Linked DNA regions of Homo sapiens: region 2 is linked to region 1. Evidence: chromatin loops called from intact Hi-C (ENCODE). Cell type or tissue: heart left ventricle. All regions are shown on one strand. Each heading gives the region's core, and the rest is flanking DNA. Links, peaks and the distances in the headings are about the cores only.

Region 1 (12,475 bases), core at 3,666-6,165:
ATGGTTCTTATGTCCCTTGGAACATAAATTGAATCCCTTTGAAATACTACTTTTCATTTTAACAAAATAAGTGATCCAAACAGGGAGATTTGATGAATATGGATTTGATTTTAGCTGAGCTGAGTTGGCCTCTCTTGCAAACAGGTGATGGAAACTGACTCTTGCTTTTTTAGTGAAGGCTAAAGGGATGCAGTAGGTTGAGATGAACCTAATGATCAATTGCCTTTCCTTCTGGATTAATCCTTTCTGGGTTAACTTCTGTCCTTCCTCTGAGGTTGATTTGCACAAACAGAAGGCAAGGAAACTTGATGTACATATATGAAGCAATGTTTCCGAGAAAGATTTTTAGTATCTGAGACCATTTTTAAGAATATGTTTTGGATGAAAGTTAATCTATCATTCAGCAAGTAAAAAATTTTTTTTCTTTTTTTTAAATTTATTATTATTATACTTTAAGTTTCAGGGTACATGTGCACAATGTGCAGGTTAGTTACATATGTATACAAGTGCCATGCTAAGAGGCATTAATAAATTATTAAGTTGGTTTTTTAAAATTACTAGTAAGAAGTTAACTAAAGGAAAACATTTTTAAAAGTCACATATAATTAGCAATTTATTTTTTCAGCCAGAGTTGTCTACTTCTCTAAACAATCCTTAGTTGATGTAATAGCCTTTGCAACTTGACTCTCAAAGCTTCACAAATATATATTTGATAACCAAGGCTGGGATGGATACATCACTGATCATCTACCTGAGTTTACCTAGATTTTTGAAGTGCAAGCATATTTCTGACACTAAGAAGTGATTAGGGGCCAGGCATGGTGGTTCACGCCTGTAGTCCCAGCTCTTTGGAAGGCTGAAGCAGGTGGATCGCTTAAGCCCAGAAGTTAGAGACCAGCCTGGGAAACATGGCGAGATCCCGTATCTACTAAAAATACAAAAAATTAGCCGAGTGTGGTGGCGCCCACCTGTAACCCCAGATACTACAAACAATCCCAGGATTGCTTGAACCCGGGAGGCAGAGGTTACAGTGAGCTGAGATTGCACCACTGTCTTTTTATTGAGACTTTGCCTCAATTTAAAAAAAAAAAAAAGACCAGGCACGGTGGCTCATGCCTATAACCCCAGTGCTTTGGGAGGCCGAGGCAGGTGGATCACTTAAGGACAAGAGTTCAAGACAAGCCTAGCCAACATGGTGGAACCGCGTCTCTCCTAAAAATACAAAGAAATTAGCCGGGCGTGGTGGCATGCACCTGTTATCCTAGCTACTCGGGAGACTGAGCAGGAGAATCGTTCGAATCCGGGAGGTGGATGTTTCAGTGAGCCGAGATCACACCACTGCACTGCAGCCCGGGTAACAGAGCAAAACTCTATCTTAAAAAAAAAAAAAAAATAGAAGGAAGAGGAAGTGATTAGGTCTGAGAGTTCTTAAGCATACTACCTAGGTTTGAGTCCTCCATTCAGATAATTTAGTTACTAGACTGACTTTGCACACATTTTTAGTGTTTTTATGCCTTTGCTTCTGCATCTATAAAAATGACCATAATAATTGTGTCTCTCACAGACATTTTAAGTTTAAATAAGATATATGAAAAAAACTTTAGAGTAGCACCTTGTAAGCACTCACAAAATGGTAGCAATTATCACGTACAGCCTATCATCAACACCACCCCCAACCCAGGGGTTCTTCTCATTTAAATTGTCCCTTCCCCAGGTCTAATAATGAACCTGGGACTCTCGTGTTACTTCCCAAGTTTTCCTAGTTGCTTCTCAGACAAATTATTTGCATGTACAACAAGCTTGCCACCTTTGCAAAATAAGGACTTTTTTATTAGAAAAAACATCTATATGTTATTCCTCTTCTAACACAGACTTACAATTTTCAGCCGACATGCAGTGCAGTTTAGTAAAAAGATGGAAAGTAGAATTAGACATGGAAAGTTAGATATGTGGCCCTAAAACTTCAGAGACATGACTTGAAAAATGCACCAAACACTAACTCACATTCATAGCAGAATCTTATTTAGAGAGAAAAAAAAAAAAAAAAACAGGAGACACAAAACATATGCAAGAAGCATGTCTTCAAGTTCCCATTATAATGTGTTTTTAGTCTCACAAAATGATGGGAAGTAGATGTCCTATGAGACAAAAATCAGCTGGCATCCTTCATACTATATGTTGTACCCAGCCGAAGCTGAATGTGGAATGGTGAGGATGAATAAAGCAGCAAATGCCTGTACTTCAGGAGAAGATAGGTGCCATCATATTAGAGAAAATTCAACAGAGATCAATAAAAATGATTAAGGGACTCAGAGAATTGATTTTTGAGAGAAGATTAAGAAAAATAAATGTGCAGTTTGACACATAGCCAAGGAGGAATATGAGAACTGGGTGGTCAAATGAGGTATGTAAGACACTGCCAAGAAGGCATTCCCTAGGTACGTGGAGACAAATTCCCTAACAAGGTCTCTGAGGATACATCTTCCCCAAGAACTGGTGGAGATCTCTGCCTCTACAAATATTGACGACCCAAGTGGCCAGATGATTCTTGAACTTGGCAGCAGGCAGTTAAAGTGGACAAGACAACCTTGTATGTCTTTTTTTAATGTAATAATTCCTGGGAACAAGAGAATGTATGATGGCAGAGTTACAATTTCAACCAAGCTCCTATTTTCAGGTTGGCGGCATCGTAGGAGAGTATTAACCTATTTCAGACACAAAATTAAAATAAAGGAATGAGAAATAACTATAGCATTCAATTTGATACATCTCTGCCCTTAAATGCATACACACCGTATGTGCATGTACAAACACATTTGTGTTATTATAAATATCTATATGTAAAATAGATGTGTACATGGCATACGCTTGCATATAGGTATATGTATATATAAATATATCAATTAAAATGTTTGTATTTAGTGATGTGCCATCTTTTTCCAAATTGGATTGGATGATGCTGGAGCTCCCTAGTGAATTGCCTCTGTCCTTTGTTCTGGCAGTTTCCAGAAATGGCTCCTAAGCCAAGTATGAATCATTTTTTCTGGCACTAGAAAAGCCATTTTCAGCAGAGCCACATTGCAGGGTCATTATTCTTAAGGCTGCATTACAGGGCATCAGGGGAAATGACATAATCCAACTCAATTCACAAAGAATGGCAAGTGGAGGGAGCTTAAGGCTACATCATGCCATCTATATATTCTCTTCCAAAAGTGGCAAAACTTCAAACAGTCCCTTAGGGAGAATATCTCTCTAAGGATAAATGCGGGAAAAGGGCCAGAGATACGCCCTTCTGCTACAAAAGTTTCTTAATATATTTGTTTAATAATGAATGTATATAATAATATACATATAATACTGTAGCGCACCTTTATTTATATTACAAAAATAACTATACAATGTTTGGCTGCAATTTTTCACCCTTTCCACAGAGTATATAAGACCCTTTAATAGCCATCATAATAATAAAATGCAGAGAGGATAAAATGACTGTAGAAAAATGTCAGGGAAGAATGTTGACCTATGTATTTTTGACGACGTAGCCTCACATTCATGGTACGGCGTTACTTAGATTTACTTCCCACATTATTGAAAGGATGCAGGGGGTTAATGTGCCACCTTTTCACTGCTCGAGGACTGAGAGAAAATTTGATTTTCCTCTCAAGTGAACTGTGTTGGACTCCACTGAACAGTTTTCCCAACAGGCCTCTTAGCGTTGTTATCCCTTGAAGAGGGCTTAGCACCACTCAGCATGAAAGAAGATTGGAGTAAGTGGCCATGCTATTATTGGTGTATGTTCCAATGCACAAAAGCCAAATTTTAACCCTGTGCATGCTCATGTCATTCACTGCAGATTTTCTGAAACTTTTTTTTTGGCTATTTCTTCAAGTGATATTATCACTGACTTATGCTGCCCTAAAAATGTCTAAATATTACTTGTAATTTTAAAAAATGGAAAAAAAAACACTCATTCCGATCTAAAGTATCTTGTACTCTGGGACATAAGCACACTCATTTTTCTGTGAATGAACGGAACTTGGGGAGGGCAGGGTAAGTATTTAAAGCAAAAAAAAAAAAAAATACAAAAACAAAAAACCAAAAAGTATTTCTATGTTAATAGGATATTTACATAAGAATTTTGACTGAGATAGTTGGGTAAGAACCCTCATCATAACCCCTAACTCTCTCACTCACATTGAGAGTATAAAAGGATCAGGTGTAGGAGATTAGAGGCAGATTTTGGAAGGAGGATTTCAGGGAAGAGTTGTTGCTGTGCTGTGAGTACCACCCCACCAAAGAGAACAGGTGATGGATTTTTCTTTTACCTCAAGCCAAAACAGTAAGACTCTAACAGACAACTTGGAGAAATTACTACATAAGCCACGCAGTGTTGGGTCACAGTAGACTGTAATAGGGGTCATTTCTGAGAAACAGAGAGTGATAGGCTGGCTAAGATGGCGGGTGGTAGCAAAACAGAAGGCTGAGGTTTGGAAGTAATTGTCCTCCCAGAAACTTTTAGTGCAAAAAATGCATAATTTTTTGTGAATTACGTAAGAGTCATTTACAATAGGGAGTAAATATGGGATTTTCTCATATCTTACCCTAGAAAACCACTTGGAGAGACAGAAAGACCTCAAAAGAAACAAACTGCAGGCCAGGCACGATGGCCCACGCCTATAATCCCAGCTCTTTGGGAGGCTGAGGCGGGCAGATCACTTGAGGTCAGGAGTTCCAGACAAGCCTGGCCAACACGGTGAGACCCCATATCTACAAAATTGGCCCGGGCGCGGTGGCTTATGCCTGTAATCCCAGCACTTTGGGAGGCCGAGGCGGGTGGAGCACGAGGTCAGGGCTTCAAGACCAGCCTGGACAACATGGTGAAACCCCATCTCTACTAAAAATACAAAAATTAGCTGGGTGTGGTGGCATGTATCTGTGATCCCAGCTACTCAGGAGGCTGAGGCAGGAGAATTGCTTGAACCCGGGCGGCAGAGGTTGCAGTGACCCGAGATCGAGCCACTGCACTCCAGCCTGGGTGATAGAGTGAGACTCCATCTCAAAAAACAAACAAACAAACAAAAACCCAAAAATTAGCCAGGCATGGTGGCGCAGGCCTCTAGTCCTAGCTACTAGAGGGGCTGAGGCAGGAGAAACCGGGAGGCGGAGCTTGCAGTGAGCTGAGATCGCGCCACTACACTCCAGCCTAGGCAACAGAGTGAGACTCCGTCTCAAAAAACAACAAGAAACAAACTAGAAGTGGCCCCGCAGATGACTAGCAGCTGTAGGAGTCACAGAAGATCAGCCAGAATAGAGGTGAATTCAAGAACACTGCAGGGATATATTTGTGATATTAAGTCATTAAAAAACCCATTAAGGATCCCAAGAGAGAATGGGCCATCTGAAGCATCTGCCAAGTCCCACAGCGTTAAGCTACATCACCCAACATGACCAATCAAGTGAGAACTTTCCTGTTCTTCCCTTTTCTTTCCCTTCTTTATGTTTTTCCTTAAATTAAAAAAATAATGAAATTTTACTCCCAGAATGTGCTTAATCTTTCCCGTCTTTAAAACTAGAAGGATCAGGCACTGCAGTTAACCAGGTACAGGAGGAGAAGAGTTGGAGGAGAAAAGCAAGAAGAAATCAACTAGAGAAGACCCAAGATAGGGAAATGGAGACACCTCAATTCTAAGTTTTAATTACTACAAGGAACGAGCCACTTTACTGAAATGAGACTGTGTTTTGTGGCTTAAAGGGTTACAGAAATTTTTAGTATCTAAACATGACTAAAGCAGTCAGGGGAACAACCTGCACTCTCACCCAAGGGCAGAAGATCTAGATCAGTGGAATACATTTACAGGGACAGTAGGAGATGAAAATAAAGTTGCTTGTGATTACATGCCATGACTTGTCTTATTCAATGGAATAGTTATATATACACATATATATATTGACATAGTTTTATATATGTATATCATTGTGTGCATCATCTGACCAGAATAACTTTGCCAATATATGCTGTATGTGGTTGTTGACTGTAGAGTTAGTTCCCTATTTATAGATTTCAGGCAAATTCTGAATGGCCTGTGTATTCCATGGCTTCATTGACTTCAATATTTCTATTTTTCTGAACCATATCAACACTTAGGCCTGTTAGGAAAAATTGCCTATTGTTTGTAGTTCTGAAGGTTTCCATTATCTTTACACTCTCATTTATTGTTTCTCTTCTACTCCTCATCTTCCTTTATATTTGCTTCTCCCCTTCCTAGATAACATCTAAAGTGGAGAAAAAGGGAATATAATTTGAGGAGCAAAGTTTATAGATTAAAGGGGATAATATTGATTTATTTCTCCCATTTTTCTAATCTCCCATGACATTACGACATATTTTTCTATTGTGTTTGAAAAACGAGCTATTAGTGATAACACTTTATATAATTGAGGTATGTATATATGTATGTATTTATTTAACTCTTTATTTTAGAACAATTTTAGATTTACAGAGTTGCTGAGTACAGAGAGCTCCCATAACACCCAGCTTCCCCTAATGTTAACATCTTACATAAATTGTACTACATTTGCCAAAACTAAGACATTAATACAGTAGTCCCTTCTTACCCAGGGTTTCACTTCCCATGGTTTCAGTTACCTGTGGTCACCTGCAGTCTGAAAATGCAAAATCGAAAATTCCAGAAATCAACAATGTATATATTTTAAATTGTGCACCATTCTGAGTAGCATGATAAAATCTCACACTGCCTCTCTCTGTCCCACACAGGACGTGAATCATCTCTTTGGCCAATGTATCCACACTGTCTAGGCTCCCTACCTGTTAGTCACTCAGTAGCCATCTCAGTATCAGATTGACTGTGGTGGTGTTACAGTGCCGGTGTTCAATAACCCTTATTTTACATCATAAAGGCCCCAAAGCACAAGAGTAGTGATGCTGGCAATTTGGAAATGCCAAAAAGAAGTGTTCCCTTTAAGTGAAAATCTTAAAGTTCTCTACTTAATAAGGAAAGAACAAAAATTGTATGCTGTAGTTGCTAAGATCTATGCTAAGAATGAATCTTCTATCCGTGAAATGGTGAAGAAGGAAAAAGAAATTCATGTTAGTTTTACTGTCACACCTCAAACTGCAAAAGTATATATAGTGTTCGTTTTCAGGCATCCACTAGGGATCTTGGAATATATCCCTTGCAGAAAAAGAGAAGACTACTCTACTTGCTGGTATAATACTTTAACTAAGCTATAGACTTTATTCACCAGTTCTCCACTAATGTCCTTCTGTTCCAGGATCCAATTCACATTGCATCTATTTGTTATGTCTCCCTTTTCTCCTCCAATCTGTAATAGTTTCTTAGTTTTCCCTTCTTTTTTCTTAATCAACATTTTGAAGAATGCTAGTCAGGAATTTTATAGAATACCCCTCAATTTTATTTTATAATGAGATTAAGGGTTTTAGAAAAAGGACCAGAGATGTGGACTATGCGTTGTATCATGGGTATGTGAGAACAACACGATTTATCACTGGTGATTTTAACTTTCATTATTTGGTTAAGGTGATGGTATCTGCCAAGTTTTTTTTCCTGTAAAGTTACTACTTTTCCCTTCCTACATTTTATTCTTTGGAGGTGAGTCACTAAGTCTAGCCCACATAGGAAAGTGGAATTAAGCTCTATGTCCTGGAAGGAATAATCTCTACCTATATTATTTGGAATGTTTCTGTAAAGAAGATTTGCTTGTTCTTCCCATTTACTTATTCATATCATTGTGTACTTGTGGGCTTGTGGGTTAATAATACTTTGGGGATTACAATCCAATGCTCTCATTATTATTTCTTGCTCAAATCATTCTAGCTTTGGCCCTGGGAGTTCTTTTGACATGTCTCCATCCTTCTTTTTTATTAACTTTTTTTTTTTTTTTTTTTTTTTTTTTACAATTTCTTTCTTTTGTCTAGAAACAGTTATTTCTCCAAGAAGCCCTGGTTCCTTTTATTGTAGAATGGTATTTAGAAATCAAGATCTGGGTACCAGGTGTGCTCATTGCTACTGAGGTATCAGTGCTCTCAGGTCATCTCAGGAGATAGGGCTAGACTAGATGTATATTAACCCATGTATAAACACATATCTACATTTACTTCATATTTATCTATTGGTATATATGTTAAAAGAAATCAAGCTGACATCTCCAAATTTAAGCCACCACAATGGGAATTATTCCAGCCTTCCCACACCCCCACCCCTGCACCTCTACCTGCTTATTTGCAACTTTTTTCTCTAATAGTAAGCAAGTGAGCTCCCTTTATCTACAAGTTATTTTACACATTTTTTCAACCATAGTGAACATGTAAATTAGTTTCAGAATTTATAACCCATACCCCTATGAGAAACAAATTTACCAATCAGAGTACAGTGTTTATGCACAGTTTTTTGTTTGTTTTTGTCTTTAGCTTTACAATGTCAGCCCAAACACCATTTTTACAAAGTTATTTAGATTGGCTCCTTTTTCCTCTCCTCTTCATTATGCTGTATATTTGTAATGTATTTGTAATTCAAAGATTGTATATTTAGATACAATCTTCATTCCATCCTGGGACCCCCAATATTCTGGTTGATTTTTTTAAATTTTGAATACAAAAACACTCACTCTTTGTAATGTATTGTTCTATGGGTTTTGACAAATCCATAGAGTCATGTATCCACCAAAACATTATCAGAAAGAATGGTTTCATCACCCTAAAAATTCTCCTCTGTTGCTGCTTTTTAGTTAACCCCCTCCTTCCTCCATCTCCTGGCAACCAGTGATCTGTTTTCTGTCCCTATAGTTTTCCTTTTTCCATAATATCACGCAAATGAAATTAATTATACACTATGTGGCCTTTTGGTTTTGCCTTCTTTCACACAGAAAAATATACTGAAGATTTTTCGTGCTATTGCATAAATCAATCAGCTCATCCTTTATTTGTTTTAGTATTCCATTAGATGGGTGTACCATTCACTCATCTGTTGAAAGACATCTTGATTTTTGTCACTTTTTAGTGGTTTTGAATAAACCATTAATGTACAGACTTGTGTGTAAACATAAGTTTTCAATTCACTTGGGTGAATCCCTAAGAGTGGAATTTGGGGTTATATGTTAGGTATATGTTTAACTATATTAGAAACAAACTGTCTACCAAAGTGGCTATATCATTTTGCATCCCTACCAGCAATGAATGAGAACTCCTGTTGCTCCGCATTCATGTCAGCATTTGCTATTGTCAATTTTTATGGTTTTAATAATTCTAATAGGTGTGTATGGTATCATTGTGGTTTTAAGTCACATTTATTTAATGGCAAAAGGTATAGAACATCTTTTCATATACACATTTGTCATCTTTATATCTTCTTTTGGGGAAGTGTCTGTTTATATATTTTTGCCAATTTTAGAATTGCATAGTTTTTCTTAAAAAAATCAATTTTAATAAATATTTTCCTTACCCTTATGGCTTTTTATGCAAATTTAAAAATATTTTGCATACCCATTTGCCAATGGGGAAGATACTACAATTGATTTTCATTACTCATGGGAGTTAAGTTCTATAAAGTCAGCACAAACACTGAATTAATTCCTACTGAACCATTGTTCCTAGGGGAAATACAGTATATGTACAGGCCTGGCCCAGTGGCTCACACCTGTAATCCCAGCACTTTGGGAGGCCAAGGTGGGTGGATCTGGAGCGCAGGAGTCCAAGACCAGCCTGGGCAACATGGTGAAACCCCTTCTCTACTAAAAATGTAAAAAAATTAGCCCGGAGTGGTGGTGAATGCCTATAAACCCAGCTACTAGGGAGGTTGAGGCACAAGAATCACTTGAACCCAGGAAGCGAAGGCTGCAGTGAGCCAAGATTGCCCCACTGAACTCCAGTTTCAAAAACAAAACAACAACAACAACAAATACATATATCTCACATAGCTTATTGTCTTATTGCCAAAAACCAACACATTCTGATATTAATAGATTCTATTTTCTTTATTTTACAAAAGACAACATGAGATCCAAAAGTGTTAGGTGGTTGGTCAGACGCCCTCCACTCACAGATGCCAGAGTTGGGATTCAAACCCCGCCAAATGGTCCCCAGAGCAGGACCTTCTTGCACTACCCTGCGCTGCCCCCTACCGTCCCTGTCCTCTGGCCAGCTTTGCATGAGATGGGAAAGAAGGTCCTTGCTGGACCTTAGCCGGAAGGTACTGGTAGAGCGACTCAAATTTTTCGCTACTCTGCGATGTCCGCGAATGATTACAAAAGCACTAGCAGTATTGATTTTGAAGTTGCAAATAACTTTTAGCAAGTACAGAATTTGTGAACAAGAGGATGGAATGTACTTTGAAAGTTTTGGAAACCTACACAGGAAAAAGATAAACAGTTGTTCTAACTTAGAGCCTTACCTTGAATAAGGAAGTTAAATGGAGGCAAAAGCATTAAAAATATACAGATGCTCCTCTACTTAGGATGGAGTTACATCACGGATAAACCCACCATAAGTTGAAAATATTGAGGGTCGAAGACAATCTACCGAACATTGTAGCTTAACCTAACCTACTTTAAACATGCTCAGAAGACTTTACATTAGCCTACAACTGGGCAAAATCATCTAACACAAAGGCTATTTTAAAAGAGTTGAATACTTTATATAATTTATTAAATGCTGCACTGAAAGTGAAAAACAGAATGGCCGCATGGGTACCATCATAAAGTCGAAAAATTGTTAAATCGAACCATCTTAAGTGAGGGACCATTTACATATCAATCTCATTCCTGTCCATGGCACTTTGCCTCCTGGTTTTCATATATCTTGCATTATGTCCTTTTTAAGTAATGCAAAACTTAGTTTGATCTATTATATACTGTTTAACACCAATATTAAAATGTTAATATTAACATCTGATCTATAGTCATCTGATCTAATGAATCAAAGCTTCTATCTTTGAAAAGTAGAGACATCATGTACTTGCCTCTGTAGTCAGTCAGTTTCATGTTTAAAGGAATTGCCACAGCAGTGCTCCCGCTGTCAGAATCATTATCTCCCTTGACTTTTGGAGCCAATATGCCCCAGATCTTTTATTTTTCCTAAAGCACAAGAACTACATCTATTAGCAATGGAGTGACTAGGGATGACTCGAATGCACAGAAGCTGATTGATGGAGCATGGTGCATCCCTTAATTAAGCAGAAGCTACTAATAAAAATGAACTTACTGGATGATTTGTGGGGTCCTAGCCATAGCCATATGTGTCTCACAGCAATAGGAAACAGGAGTGACACCAGGCTGCTACCAGCCATTAATGGAGATGAGCATTTTTTTGTAAAGGTGGTAGAACTTTGTGTCTGCTTTTGGCTTTGCAGAATGAAAATTGAAAGCACCTGGCATAACAGGTTGTCTTATTATTCTTCCCTGGCTTAGCAGCTCTGACATCTGCCCCTTACTTCTGCCCTCCCTCCACCAGGAAACATGGGACAGGTCTAAGTGAAGCTCTCCTTAGTTTCCCCAAGGCTTTGGAGTGGGGCTGGGTGGAAGGAGCAAAAGGGCTAGGGAGAGTGAGGAACTGGAAGGGTAAACTGGCTTGTGTGCACTCAATTAATATATTCCACGGAAGGGCACACTGCTTGTCCTGAGAAAATTATTATTCCAGAGAAATACTTCAGTGTAGTCAGATTACATTAGCCTTCTCTTCAAGGAGCTCCTCCAATCTCACTTCCTCTATGACATCATAATGCAGCACAAGCCCGATGCAGACACCTGCCCTTCGGCTAGCACCCCAGCTGACATTAGCACACAGTGCCAATGTCTGATGTCCTGCCCTCCACTCCTAAGTGTTCTTACTTTCTCCGTTGTCATATCTGGGGACCAGATAAGCTCATGCCTACCAATTCCTGCATCAGTCATTTCCATGGCGAGGTCTTAGATGGTAGGTTCCAGCATCAGCATTCTCAGGGAGACCTTCCCTGACTCCCTTATGTCAAATTCTAACCCTTCTCCCAATACCTCTCCTTACCCTTTAGCACTCTCTATATACATTTACTTAGAACTTCTTACTGTCTATGTACATTTTACTTTAGTTTTTATTCTCTCTCTCTCTCTCTCTCTGTCATCAAAATGTAAGCTCTGAGATTGGGGATTTGAGTTTGCTTTCACCTCTACTATATTCCTGGTTTATAGAACAGTGCCTGGCATAGAAGGGACTCAGTAAATATTTGTTGAATGTAATAAATAAATAAACTTTCCTTAGAGTAATTTTCCAAAGGAAGAAGATATATCTATTTAGTTCACATTATCTAAGCCCTTGAAATACATGAATTTTTATTAAAATGCCTACCCATTCCTGCCTCAGTCATCTCCACAGCAAGGTCTTAGATGGTGTTAGTACCTTTGGCACCTTAGATTTAGCCAATATGGGGATTTGACTTTCCTTTGTGGTAGGTGCTAAATATTTAGA
Region 2 (12,475 bases), core at 6,032-8,531, 270 kb before region 1:
ATACTACTGCACATCTGCCACTGCAGAAGGATTTATGAAACTCTGCAATGACAGGAACCTTTTCACATATCAGCAGTATTCTTTATTCTGAGTGTTGGATGAAGACATCAAAGAGCCACAACCAGCAACAACAAATTTAGCACTAAGACTGCCTACATACACCAAGCAAAATGGGAATTTGAGGCAATAACCAGGATACGCTTTTAAAATTTCCAACTATTTTCACACTGTTTGGTCAAATCTTTTAGGGAACTTAAATTATGCAAAAGCTTCCCCCTCTGGTAGCTTCATTTCACCTTGAATATGCAGAAGAGGATACCCAATTCTGTATTAATTCCTAGTTTTGTATTTTGAAACTTAACGGTAAACAAAAAGCATCTAGTCATTCTTGTATAATGATATTTTTAAAAATTATTTGAGGAACATGTTAAAATAAGATGATGAAACACCTTAGAAAAGTCTACCTTATGAAATATTAATTTTATTTAGAAATTATTATTGGAATTTACTTACTGCATAATTTAAGCAAGATTAATTTCACTTAATATAAACAGATTCCATTGTAGTAGGCTGTCAGCCTTAGGACAGTTTGCTGTATTAACTCTACAATTCTTTTGAACTATTTTAATACAAAATAGTATGATGGGTTGAGGGTAATTACTTATCAATAGTTTGGTTCTATGAATTATCTTTTTAATATTTATCAGGAAGTAGGATTGCCTTTCAATTTGAAGGTTTAGAACCTTTTTGTTGCTATTCTTGCTCTTTGCTAAAGATGACTTTAAATTTCTTTGTGAATTTTTAATTCTTTCATTTGTTTATTGGGAAGATACAGAGAAGGTTCATTTTGATTCCAAGAGTATAATATAAAATGAATTTTCTCTGGATAAATTTGATTCATATTATACTATTTTAAAATGCATATCCATTATTATTTGAAAAATATCTGTTGACCAATAGTTTAATCCTTTTGAAAATATATCTTTAACACAAACAGTATTTAGGAAATGTAAATTTGAAAGAAGACTCATGATTAAATCATTAGAAGAAGATGTAAATGTTATATAAAGTGTCTTTTAACAGGGAAGAATTTCTTGTACGTTTTAATTTGGTTTTTATTTTATGAAAGCCAATAGAAATTTTACAATAGCCTCCTCTTCTGATGCTCCTCTTTCTGACCACCAGATGTCAGACTTTCACTGCAAATTTAAAATTCCTCATTGCGTAGTAGACACATTTTTATTTGTAAATGTTCACTATTCTGAAATCATTTCTTTTTCACCTCCAGCGCACGATTCAAAAACTTGCCTTTGAAATATGAATACACAGACAGGGATGTTAGCTGTTTCAGGCATACATTTACAGCTCCTATTTACAGTATGCCAATTTTCAATTCACTAATGAGTTTCATATTTTGAGATATCTCTTTACATTTATACATGTACATCAATAATAGAGCTCCTTCTAAAATAAAAATGCCATACATACATGCCAAAACATGGCTATATTTGAAACAACATATAATTTAAGAATACCAAAATACATTTTATTTTTGATTCTGGCAAAAACAAACAAAAAAACAGGTGAGAAAATATTTTAAGTATTTTTGTTTTTCACATAAAATCTGTTATATAGGTGTTGTTTTTGCACAAATATCTACAACACCTATGCCAGAATTCATAATCTTCTTGAGACATAAGCATAATTTAACATATTTACCTAATTTTAAATGGAAAACAGTAAACATCAGAGTATTATATTTTAAAATTTTGTATATGCTACACCCCAAATTCATAATCTTCTTGAGATTATGCCAGAATTCATAATCTTCTTGAGACATAAGCATAATTTAACATATTTACCTAATTTTAAATGGAAAACAGTAAACATCAGAGTATTATACTTTTTAAAATTTTGTATATGCTACACCCCAAATGCACAAAACTTATTATAATACAAATTCATCTTTTCACTTAGTTATATATAATGTATTATAAGACTTTAGTTCATGTTTTTAAAGAATTATACTTTTTATTTGTGTATAATCCCTGAAACGCATTAATAGAAATATAAGAAACAATATGTAAAAGTAATTGAAGAACTTTGGTGTTAAAGTTTTTATGTGTATTAAGATTTTAAGTTTTAAAAAAAGATTTTAAGTTTAATATTTATTAGTTTAATTAATATCTGATTCTAGGTAGTACAGAACCTAAATAATTTCCAGAAGTATGTAATTGGAACAGGAAAAGCCAGGAAAAAGTATATTCTTTTTGCATCACTCAACATGTTTTGTAAAAAACCACATACACCCTATCATAAGCATTAAAGTGTTAGTAAATTGGCAACAACTGGTAAACATGCTACTATTATTTACATTTCTGACTTGGCATTAACAATGGTAAATTGTAAAGCTACTAAACAACTAGTTACAGCAAATTAATGTGATACAGTTATCTTAAAGGAAAGGAAAAGAAAGAGGCAAGGAGACTGCTGGAATGTGTGCAGGAGGGAACTATCTGATTTAAGCCAAATCTCCCAAGCCTTTTAGAATCTGTCTGCCTTACAGCAGTACATCAAAAATAATACAATTGACATTTTCCTGTCTTCACTTCTGTTAAAAGTTTACATTCTATTATTCTTCCCAGTTGAGAGACATCAAATTCCAAGAATTGCTAAGACTGACTGTGGTAGTCCTGATTTCTTTTATAATAATCTTTTGATTGTTGTTGTTTAAAAAGTTTTATTAAAATAAAAATATAAAGAACTACTTTATTATTTTTCCGTTAACATAGTTATGTCTCACTCATTTCATTCAATGTGCTTTTGGCATCTTTCTCTTTTTAATATAAACTATACATATTTATCATAGATTTCTATCTTTAATGCTGCTTAGATACCCTTTTTAAAAAGCTTCATTCAATCTGGCCTCTTTTAATAGATATGCATGTATTCCTTAGTAAGGGAATAAAATTTTGCTTTCACTTAATACTAGGTACTTCATTCTCATTATTGAGACTATGTGGAAACCCTGAATACTTGTCACAGATTCATTTTATAATCCTGAGGTTGGTTTGGCATTCCATGATTTACGCAGGGGCTTTGCTTACAATAATTGATTCATTCCATACTTGAAACCCACTGATCTCATTACAGTTATAGGAAGGCATTTTAGCTGTTGCAATTTAGACTTACCTCAAAGAAAAAAAAAAGGCACGCTCTACCCACTTCGGATTTCTGCAACATGTGAAATAATTAGGTCATATCATGTATCAAAATAAAATCCTGTTACTGACCTTTCTAGACTCAAAAGGCTGCCCTGGAAATATACAATAAAACGTATTTCATTTTGAGCAATATTTGCATGGTTGAGAATGACACTGTTGTCAACTATTAACTTCATGCACCTATTTTTCCATTAATAATTTTACTGTATTAAAATAACCAAAACACAGGTTTGAACTATAAATTCTAATATTTAAGTCAGCTTCTACAAAGAAGCTCTCAGTTCTAAGAACCCAAAATATGAAATGTAGTATATTAAGGATACCTACTAAATATTATTGAAATCCTGACTCATCTTCAAAGGTATATGCCATATTTCTTTATTTCATATACTGTTCCATAAAAATTAAAGAATACATTTTTAAAACCAACTGATCATATTAAACTATGTCTTAGAACACTGCATTTTTTTGAAGGCTTTGATAAAAATGCAGTGGGTCTTAAAGAACACATAGAGAGAATTATTTTTATATGCTAATATTTTGAACATTTAAGAACGCAGAAAATATTTGGTGAAATACTGGTTATTTAAGGGAAACTGAACTAGCATTTTTATTTCGTAAATCATTTAAAGGCTATTTAAAAATAAAGGGGTGTTGCACATCGCTTCTAGTTATGTTCTTTTCATTGAACTTTCATTATTGCTGCAAAGACTTTAAAAAAAAACTATAGTTTATCACATAGTAATTTTATCCACAGCAGAAAACAAGTTTTATAAAGTTAAAAAGGACATTTTTGCAAGAAGTATTTTCAAGCACTTATGACAAACTACATGAAATAAATAAAATAAAAACTAGGTTGTGTGCACTTGAAGTTTATTGCTTAGGAAACATTCTCTTTAAGCTAATATAATCATTTCTATGACTTACCACTGTTTAGCTATGGGGGTGGGAGACATTTCTCTGGTGGGGAAAAAGAAACTTTGAGTTTTCCTGTCAATTGTGAATATTCTTGATTTGGCTGATGGGAGTCTTGATCTCCCAATCCTAATATCTTCAAGTGCAGGGAAATCTAATTCATTAACTTTTCCAAGCATTTTAAAAGTTTCTTTTCATCAGAGACCATTTTGACCTTCTTTATCCATACCACTCTAGAGATCAGAAATACAAATGACAATAACAGATACCCATTAGTAGCTCAGAAGCCCACGCTGTATGACTGTACACTCTAAAGGCAAATTATCTTTGTACAAAAATATCCATATTTTAAATGAACCGTTAGACACTGGATACCACAGTGACAAGTATCCTAAGATCAGCATAGGATCATTTTAAAATGTTCTAATCTTAAAAATGTGAGATATGAAATATTTTAAAATGTATTTACGCAAAATGTATTTTTAAAATACCCTCAGATAATTTACTCATCTCTATTCTCCCACTTATATGTTTAAATTAAATATTAAAAGTAAAGTCAAGTCCTGAGAAACGACTGATTTCAGCACAAAGGATAACTGTTGTTCTTCAAGTTACTTCAAAATTATAGGAAGAACTGTTCTTTTCAAAACTTGTATTGCTTGAGCAAAAATGTATTTAATTTACATATGTGTTCCTTTTACTGAATAACCCTTTAATAGTTAGTTTAGTGAAAACTGTGTTCTAATAATCCAAGGAATAGTATCAGATGCACGTATCAAGAATTGTTCATCCTTACCAATAACTATATTTTAGATGATTTTTTATTTCCAATATTAAAATAAAAATGTTTACAGTTCCTTTGTTTAAAATAATCATTTTATAATTAGTACCTAATATTTGTAGAAACAAAAGGGAATTTGTGTTTCAAATTTAGAATGTATTGAAGTTTTTAGGAGATAATAAATAATTTAAAGAATTTTAAAGATTAAGACAAACGACTATTTTTCAAGGTTATCTATGTTTGTAAGTGGTGGTGTTAGGTTTTCTAGACTTTAAATTTACAAATTTTAGTTTCACAAAGTTGTATTATACCCACACCAAAGGGGAGAAATGTATAAATTTGAAAGTTTTTTCGAACCTTTAAAATAGAAATATTAATATGAATGATTACTGTGACTTTCTTTAGCCAACTATAAGTAACTTCATTCAGGGAAGATAAATTAGTAAATCTCAATGCTTTAAGTTTTTTAAAATAAAAAATTTAAAATTAACCAGAAAATCAATTTTGAAGTACAATATTAGTGAGAATAACTATAAAGATCTATAAAATACTTTAAAACCGAATCCATTAGAGGTGAATATTATGAGATAAATTTTCTTTAAAATTACCTAATTTTCTATTAGTTATGCCGCTCTCTTTTGTCTCAGAGTTTCTATTTCATATACTCTATTTTATATATCTTACTGAAATTATAAAACATACACTGTCCTGAAACAAATATCAGTCAGACATTTCAAACTCCACTGATATCTAAAATGTCCTTAGAAAAAATAATAGAAAAGACTTAAAAATAAATCTGGAAAGACTGGCATTACAATAAGCTTTTCGTTAACTAAAATAATTTATTCACTACGTTTTTATTTTCAATATTTTGTTGAAACAGAAGGCATTTATATATGTACTCTTGTTACTCTTGTAGAAAAGAGATTCCCCCCTTTTTCAAGCATAATGAATGTACTGAAATCACTCTCCCGTCACTTATATAATTGCAACCATTAATAAACATTTGTGTGGCAATATTACCAAGCAGCACCTAAAGTAAATACATACTTTACGAATTCTGGATTATGTTCTCAATTTGCACTCCATTTCCTTTTTCCACTTGGTTATATTTCCCTCACTTCCCTTGTTTATTTTCATAATCACACCTTCCCCGACCTGTCCAAAGAACCATAGTGGTTACAGTAAAAAACACTGTACAGAAACATTTTCTACAGCCAGTTTATGAGAGTATTGATTCATTTTGGATACTTTTTCTTGCCACTCTACTGCTTTTCTGCCATTCTCACACGTGCTCCTTATCCAGGGCACTTACATGAACTCCCCTCCTCTCTCTGCTGATTTCATCGTCCCCCCCACCCACCATCAAACATTAAACCCCTTGAAGGACTACTCCCAAATCTCATTCTGTAACTGGATACATTAATTTTAAAAACTGGGTTTCTCGTGAAAGTTGGCTTTGTGATTAGGTGTCTTAGAAAATTCTTTGCACTGGGAAACGGACTATATGGGAATTTCCTTATGTTTTCTTTTTCTCTCCCCACAATGCCACATAAGGTGCGATTCAATATTTTTGATAACTTTAAGGGCAAATAATATTTCATGTTAATTCCTATTTCCTGAACAGAATTTTAAAGCAAAATAATATGCAGACAGTAACCCCCCAAAGATGGTTTAAAATTTTTTTCTCATTTGCATAGCAAGATTTAATTTTCATCCCTTAAATATGACGAATTGCTGAGATTTTCTCCAGTTAATGCTTTTAACAGCTCCCAATAAACTTCATTAATCAGGCAAGCTCGAGGCCCAATGTGTAGCCTGCAAGCAGCTAATTTGCTTGATGAGACCCCGACTTCAGTGAATAAACAGGTGTATAATCTGAGGGCTTTATGGCCTTAATTACAGTCTAATCAGTTCAGCGGTTGGCGGGCAAAAGAGAAAGAAAAAATGGTGGGGGTGCGGGGGGAGCTCAAAGCCACTTTTCCTAAAATAGGCGACATGTCCTCTTTCTTAATACACCTCAACGACTAATCTTCAGTTTCTTCTCCCCGTCTATTTCCTCCTTCCCGTCCTCTGGCTGTTTCTCCTCGGCCTTCCCTCCGCTTAACCTCTGCGTTCCCGCTCCTCCTTTCTCGCCGTCTTGGCGTCTCCCCGGGAAGCGCTCCGCTCCCGGGCTCGGGCTCGCACCTCCGCGATCCCGGTTTCTACCGTTCCTCGGGCGGCGGGGTCACTTTGCTCCCCCTCTTGTTGGCGTCCCCCCTTCCTCCCCTCTCTTCTAGCCCTCTCCGCTCCCCCCGGCATGTCCCGCCCCCGCTCCCCGCTGCACATCCTCCCTGTCACCCGTGGGCCGCCTGACAAATCACTTCAAGGGCAGCCGAACTTTGAAGGACAAGACAAAGCTCCGGCATATGGTCCGATCCCCAGATGTTTGTCTTTCTTCTGCCGCAGCCCCCCACCTCCCCCTGCCCGGGGTTCGTCGGCAACCCAGCTCAGCACTTCCTTCTCCTTGCGCCCCGCGCCGCTCCCCGCTCCCCCACCTCCAAGTTCCCCGCCGAGGGGGAAGTCGCTTAATTTTCCTCTACGGCTTTTGTTTCGCCGGCCTCCCTCTCTAGCCGATTAGTGGGGGGCAAGGCGAGGTTCCTTTAACCTAACGAGGTCTGTGGAACTCCGCCGTGAGAGTCTCCCGGTCGGCTCCCGGGACGTGGGGTGCGGAGAGGCCGCGACGCGGCGGGACAGGGCAAGGCCCCGGCGAGGTGCCGTCCCGAGACGCCGTTCGCGTCCCCGCTGGGGCGCGGGCTGGGGCCGCTCTGGGTCCCGGCGCCGCCCGGGACTGGAGGGCGCGCAGCGGGTCGGCGGCTCTTCGGCTTCCCTACCCGCTCACTCGGGGGCGCACTGGCACCCCCAGGCCCCGGCCGCGGAGGAGCGAGCCTCCCTCGCCCCGCAGCGCGACTCCGACTGGGAAGCCGCGGCAGGGGTGATGGAGGAGACACCCCCCGTTTGGGCGGAGGGAAGCCGCCGCACCCCGGGCAGCGGGGAGGGGTCCGGCGCTGCGCGAGCAGGGTTGGCCCTGCTCGACCTGGGACCCCTGCTGGGTAAAGTGCGGAACAGGACGGGGAGGAGGGAGCGACCCGCGCCGGGCCAGGCGAGGGCGGACTGGAAGCAGCGGGGCTCACGCGGGAGCGCCTCAAGGCTCTAGACCATAAGCCGAGCCCTACCGCCTCGGTGATGAGCCCGCACCTCTTCCCTATTTCGGACCGGCCAGACCTCCCACCCAGTCTTCTCGGTCCTGCTGATGACCCGTTGCTGACTAAAACTGTTTTGGGTCTAGAGGGTCGCGCACGTCTGGCCACCACAGCTTTGGGGCGAAGGAATTGGGTTTCACTTAGTCAAACTGCCCCGCGATTTACTTTCTTCCTTCCCCTCAACCTGCATCCCCTTAGCGGTGATTGATCCGTAAGAGCCCAGAGAAAGTCACTCCCCCCGCTTCTTAATCAGCTGCCTCTATCTATTTATAACCACACAACTTTGCTGGCGGTAGGTCAACAAAGGCGTGGAGAGCGGCGGAGAGTCTCCGCAGTGCAAACAATGAAATAAACGGGACGTGTCTGTTTGCATATACGTTACCCGGTGAAATCCGATTGTCCTAGGACAAACCAGCGCTCAAAGGCTGCAGTCATTTTATTTCTCCGTAATTTTATTTGCCTACATTTAAGGAAGTAGAAGGTACTAATCCTGCACGGCAAAAATAGAAGGGCATCCGGTAAACAGTCTACTCTCTTCCACGAAATGTTTTAGAAGTCTGAGCATGTGATGATGTCCTGTACAGTGAATTCTGGTTCTGACAAAAATGCAAATTCTAACCCGAGAAACTGAGTTTACATATTCAGATGTTGTTTTTATTGTTACCGTTCCCTCCCCCGACCCCACACCCTAGGTGGGGAGAGTTTTGGAGTTTTTACTTTTTGTTTAGTCCCTACTGTCACCATTCTTTAATAGATAATGTTATTTTTTAAATAAAAGTAATTAGTCATTTTAGAAACGCAGACTCGAATTATGTGAACAAAGTGCACAATAAAATATGTTATCAATATTTTTACTGGTGTAATGGAAAAATATATCCTACGCAGAAGGATTAACTCGAATAAAATATTGACTACTGTAAAATAGAAACTTCATGGTTTCACCACATATATTTTCGGTAAGTGGCTGAATCAGCAGAAAATTATTTAAAACTACACTACAGTTACAATGTCTTAAAAACAGATTATGGCACTACCTCAAACCATGTAAATAACTAGATCGTCATAGTAAAACAGAGGTTTCCAAAAAACATCAGGAAGAACTTAGAAAATTAAAAAGTATTTTTTTTCGCTGCTGTCCTCAAATAAGTTAGGTAGGTTCTACAGTCTTTGTGGACAATAGGTGAGCCTGGACCTTTTGTTCTTTGTGTGTGTGTGATCATAAAGGAACAAATGTCTGTTTTGCGACTAGAGAATCAGGCATCTCCAAAAGAATAGCCATGCTCAGCATCCTCTGCTTATCTAAACTAAATTACAGCTTAATAATATTGCATCCTGTGCTACCCGGATGCTCTCACACACCTGAGTGGACCAGGGCATTTTACTGCCTAATTTCTCTTTTGTGTTATGTCTTGATAATTAAAATGCATTATTCCTTCTTTTTCAAAATACAATAGGAATCCCTCATCTCCTGCCCCCAAGTTCTGAAAATTCTCAGACCGGCCCTGGAGAAATACAAATGCACAAAGCGACAGGCGAAGCAGGCCCTGTGTTCAGCACTCAATCATTTCCTGTCACAGGTGCAGCCTCTATGCATTATCCTGCCATGATTGATAGAGTGGGTTTGTGCAGACCAGGGGAGCTGGGGAGGCTCAGATGGGGTCCTGTCATTTGGGCTCCATTTCATACTACCTGTAGGGAAAAGGAAATGCTTTGCAGGGATTGGCTGTTTAGTGAGTTTTAAATTTTAGTTTCTCATATATAATAGAAAGGTCATATTTTCTAAAAGTTAACTATATCTTTAAGCTTTATCTTAGAGACAACTTCATTCTGGGAAAAACAAAACAGCCAATGGTAACGCAATAGATTTCATTTCATTTAGAGTTGATATGTTACAGAAGTACACCCACAACCTAATTTCCCATAATTACATTAAGTATGTAGAGTTATTTCCTTAAATCTTAGTCTTTAAACAGAAGAAAACCAAAACATTTTTGGTTTATACCCATATTGAGATTGATTTCTATATAACAAGGCTAAAAAATGCACTTACATCATTGCAAAGCACTTTACTACACGACAAATTTTGTTTTGTTATTGTCATTCAATAATACACTAAACATACAGAATACAATACAAAATAAAGCAGAAATATTTATCGTGTTAGATTGTGGCTATTTTTCATTTTAGCTGAGGACCAGATTTTTGAGTTAGCTGTTGCTATGATCAGTCAAGATCTTAACTAATTAATGTAAGATCAAAGTTGGCAACCATCTCACCAGTGTTATGTAAAACTGTAAAATCCTCTAGGTCCTTCATTTCTTTTTGAAATGGCTAAAGGCAAAATGATTTGCATAAGGAGGTCTCAGATTTTAAGATGTAAAACTTCTTTCATTGGGATTATTAAGTGGCTTTCAATGATATCCACAGATGTTCATGCACCCACTGCAATGCTTTAATATTTTTCCTTGTGGTTTTTACATACAGCCTGATAGATTGTTTAAAATGATAGGAGTGGGAAATGAAATGGCCTTTAAAATGTTCCCAATTTTTTTGACACCAGAGCATTCTATCAACACATCTCCATTTTATAATTGCAGCAAATGCTACTACATTTCTCTGAGAAATTTGCCAACTAAATTGTTACCAAACATCAAATTATCCTTTATTTTTCTTAAACTGACAAATTACACCCAAAGAAAAGAAGGATTAAACATTTTAGCTTCCTAGAAAACAGACCTACAATCTACAAGGCATTTTTGGTTTTTCGTATTTTCCCTATTACAGCAATGATCTGGAAAATACAACAATTTAAAATTCTGAGCGTCCACATAATCATTTGGAGTAAATGTTTATATAAGTAGCATTTATAAAGAAACATTAATAAAAGGTAATTCATATTGCCATTTTCTCTTTTTTATAAGAATTAGAATGAAAAGGGACAAAATATTAAAAGTTTTATATTAATAATAAGCTTTCAATGGCTAAAAAATTAATAGACATTATTTAAATGAGCATAATGCTGAGTAAATGTGTGGATTGCTGTATTTAGGTACATATAGTAAATACAAATAATACTGACCATTATCTTTAAAAATGCACATTTGTTTTATTTAGAGCAATGTTTTAGAAAATCAGCATTTTATTATTTGGAGAGCTTTTAATTATTTTAGCTATTATGACAGTATATTTTAAGACACTAAAATAAAAAGACAACTTTAAAATACCTATCATTTTATTGTAATTAGCATTAGACTACTAGATTCATAGTTAACTCTTGTCCATTTTGTTTTACGTTAACCATCAAGCAAGAACTGTGGTTATAAAGTGTTCATGATACAGAATGTTCCTTTGGTGTGTCATTTATTATTATTAGATGAAAAACGTCCTCTACCTTATAACACCATTGCATGAAGGTTCTTAATCAAGAAGAAATAACTTTTGTGTATACATAGAGAGAAACCTGCAGTGTTTTTTTTAAATACGAGTCAGTTTCAGGTTTGCGTTGAATTGCATTTATGACTTACGAATAAAATGGATACTGGATGAAAGATGACTATGGTTAAGTGAAACAAACTTTGTGAGTGGGAGAAAAAAATCTTTGGCATTGGGTATATGTATGTGTTTGTCCTTTTCATGATGGGCTTTTTACAATCTTATTTAAATATTGATATAGACCCCCCAAATTGAGAGAGAAGCCAAATGAGATATCGTCACACAAGGGCAAGTTCATCTTTTTTGCCTATACGAGGAATACCCTAAAAAGCAGACCCAAAGCTGCCAATGTGGCCAGTAGGTGAGTCAACCAGAGCCAGATGCTGCAGCAGGGGAACATTTTCTCTGTCCTTTCAGCTCTTTCTTTGAAACAACTCAGAAGGAAGAGAAGTGGAGAGGTTTTACCTCTAAATAATAGGTGGTATCCTTCAGTGAATAAAAATGACATTTCTACCTTTTTCTCAAACACACACCCACATATGATGGCATTCTTGAAAGAATATTATAATGTTATGCTGGTAGGAGTGAAGGATGAACAACAATATAATAAAACTTGAAAAGTTGAAGCTTGAAAATGTTTTTGGTTAGCTTGAATTATGAAACTCCACTTTTCTATTTGTTTCAAGTTTTGTGTTTTGAGGGCTGCAGACACTGATTATCAGGTTCAATGCTCCTGAAGGATCTTTTGGTTGACATCTAGAACAATACCTTTACAAATAGATCTCTAAGTAAACAGAGTAAGCCAATGAGACAGCTACCTAAGGAAACAACATGATTGAGCTCTCTGTTGGAAAGTCACAATTCTCACCTTTCTACATCCC

What was found. Hi-C counts contacts between places; a loop is a spot of excess contacts. Peaks named below come from ENCODE experiments on the same cell type or tissue, not always from the same donor. Only the 100,000 strongest peaks of a DNase experiment are listed, where the experiment ranks them.
Region 2: it touches region 1 in a loop (3-fold over the local background); 13 of 110 quality-filtered maps call a loop at or near these places.

Annotation. Positions count from the first base shown.
Region 1 is chr1:217,887,278-217,899,752 of GRCh38, reverse strand. It overlaps LINC00210 (long intergenic non-protein coding RNA 210), which reads right to left and starts at 6,853. Exons shown (of 4, transcript NR_048550.1): 1 at 6,827-6,853. In heart left ventricle, for the core only: no CTCF peak of the experiment used is centred there; no DNase peak of the experiment used is centred there.
Region 2 is chr1:218,160,225-218,172,699 of GRCh38, reverse strand. LOC105372923 (a long non-coding RNA gene) reads right to left here and starts at 7,643. Exons shown (of 3, transcript XR_001738467.2): 1 at 7,458-7,643; 2 at 5,971-6,078; 3 at 4,081-4,372. In heart left ventricle, for the core only: no CTCF peak of the experiment used is centred there; DNase peaks (open chromatin) are centred at 7,289, 7,659, 7,969 and 8,459; H3K4me3 peaks cover 2,500 bases; H3K27ac peaks cover 2,437 bases; H3K27me3 peaks cover 2,500 bases.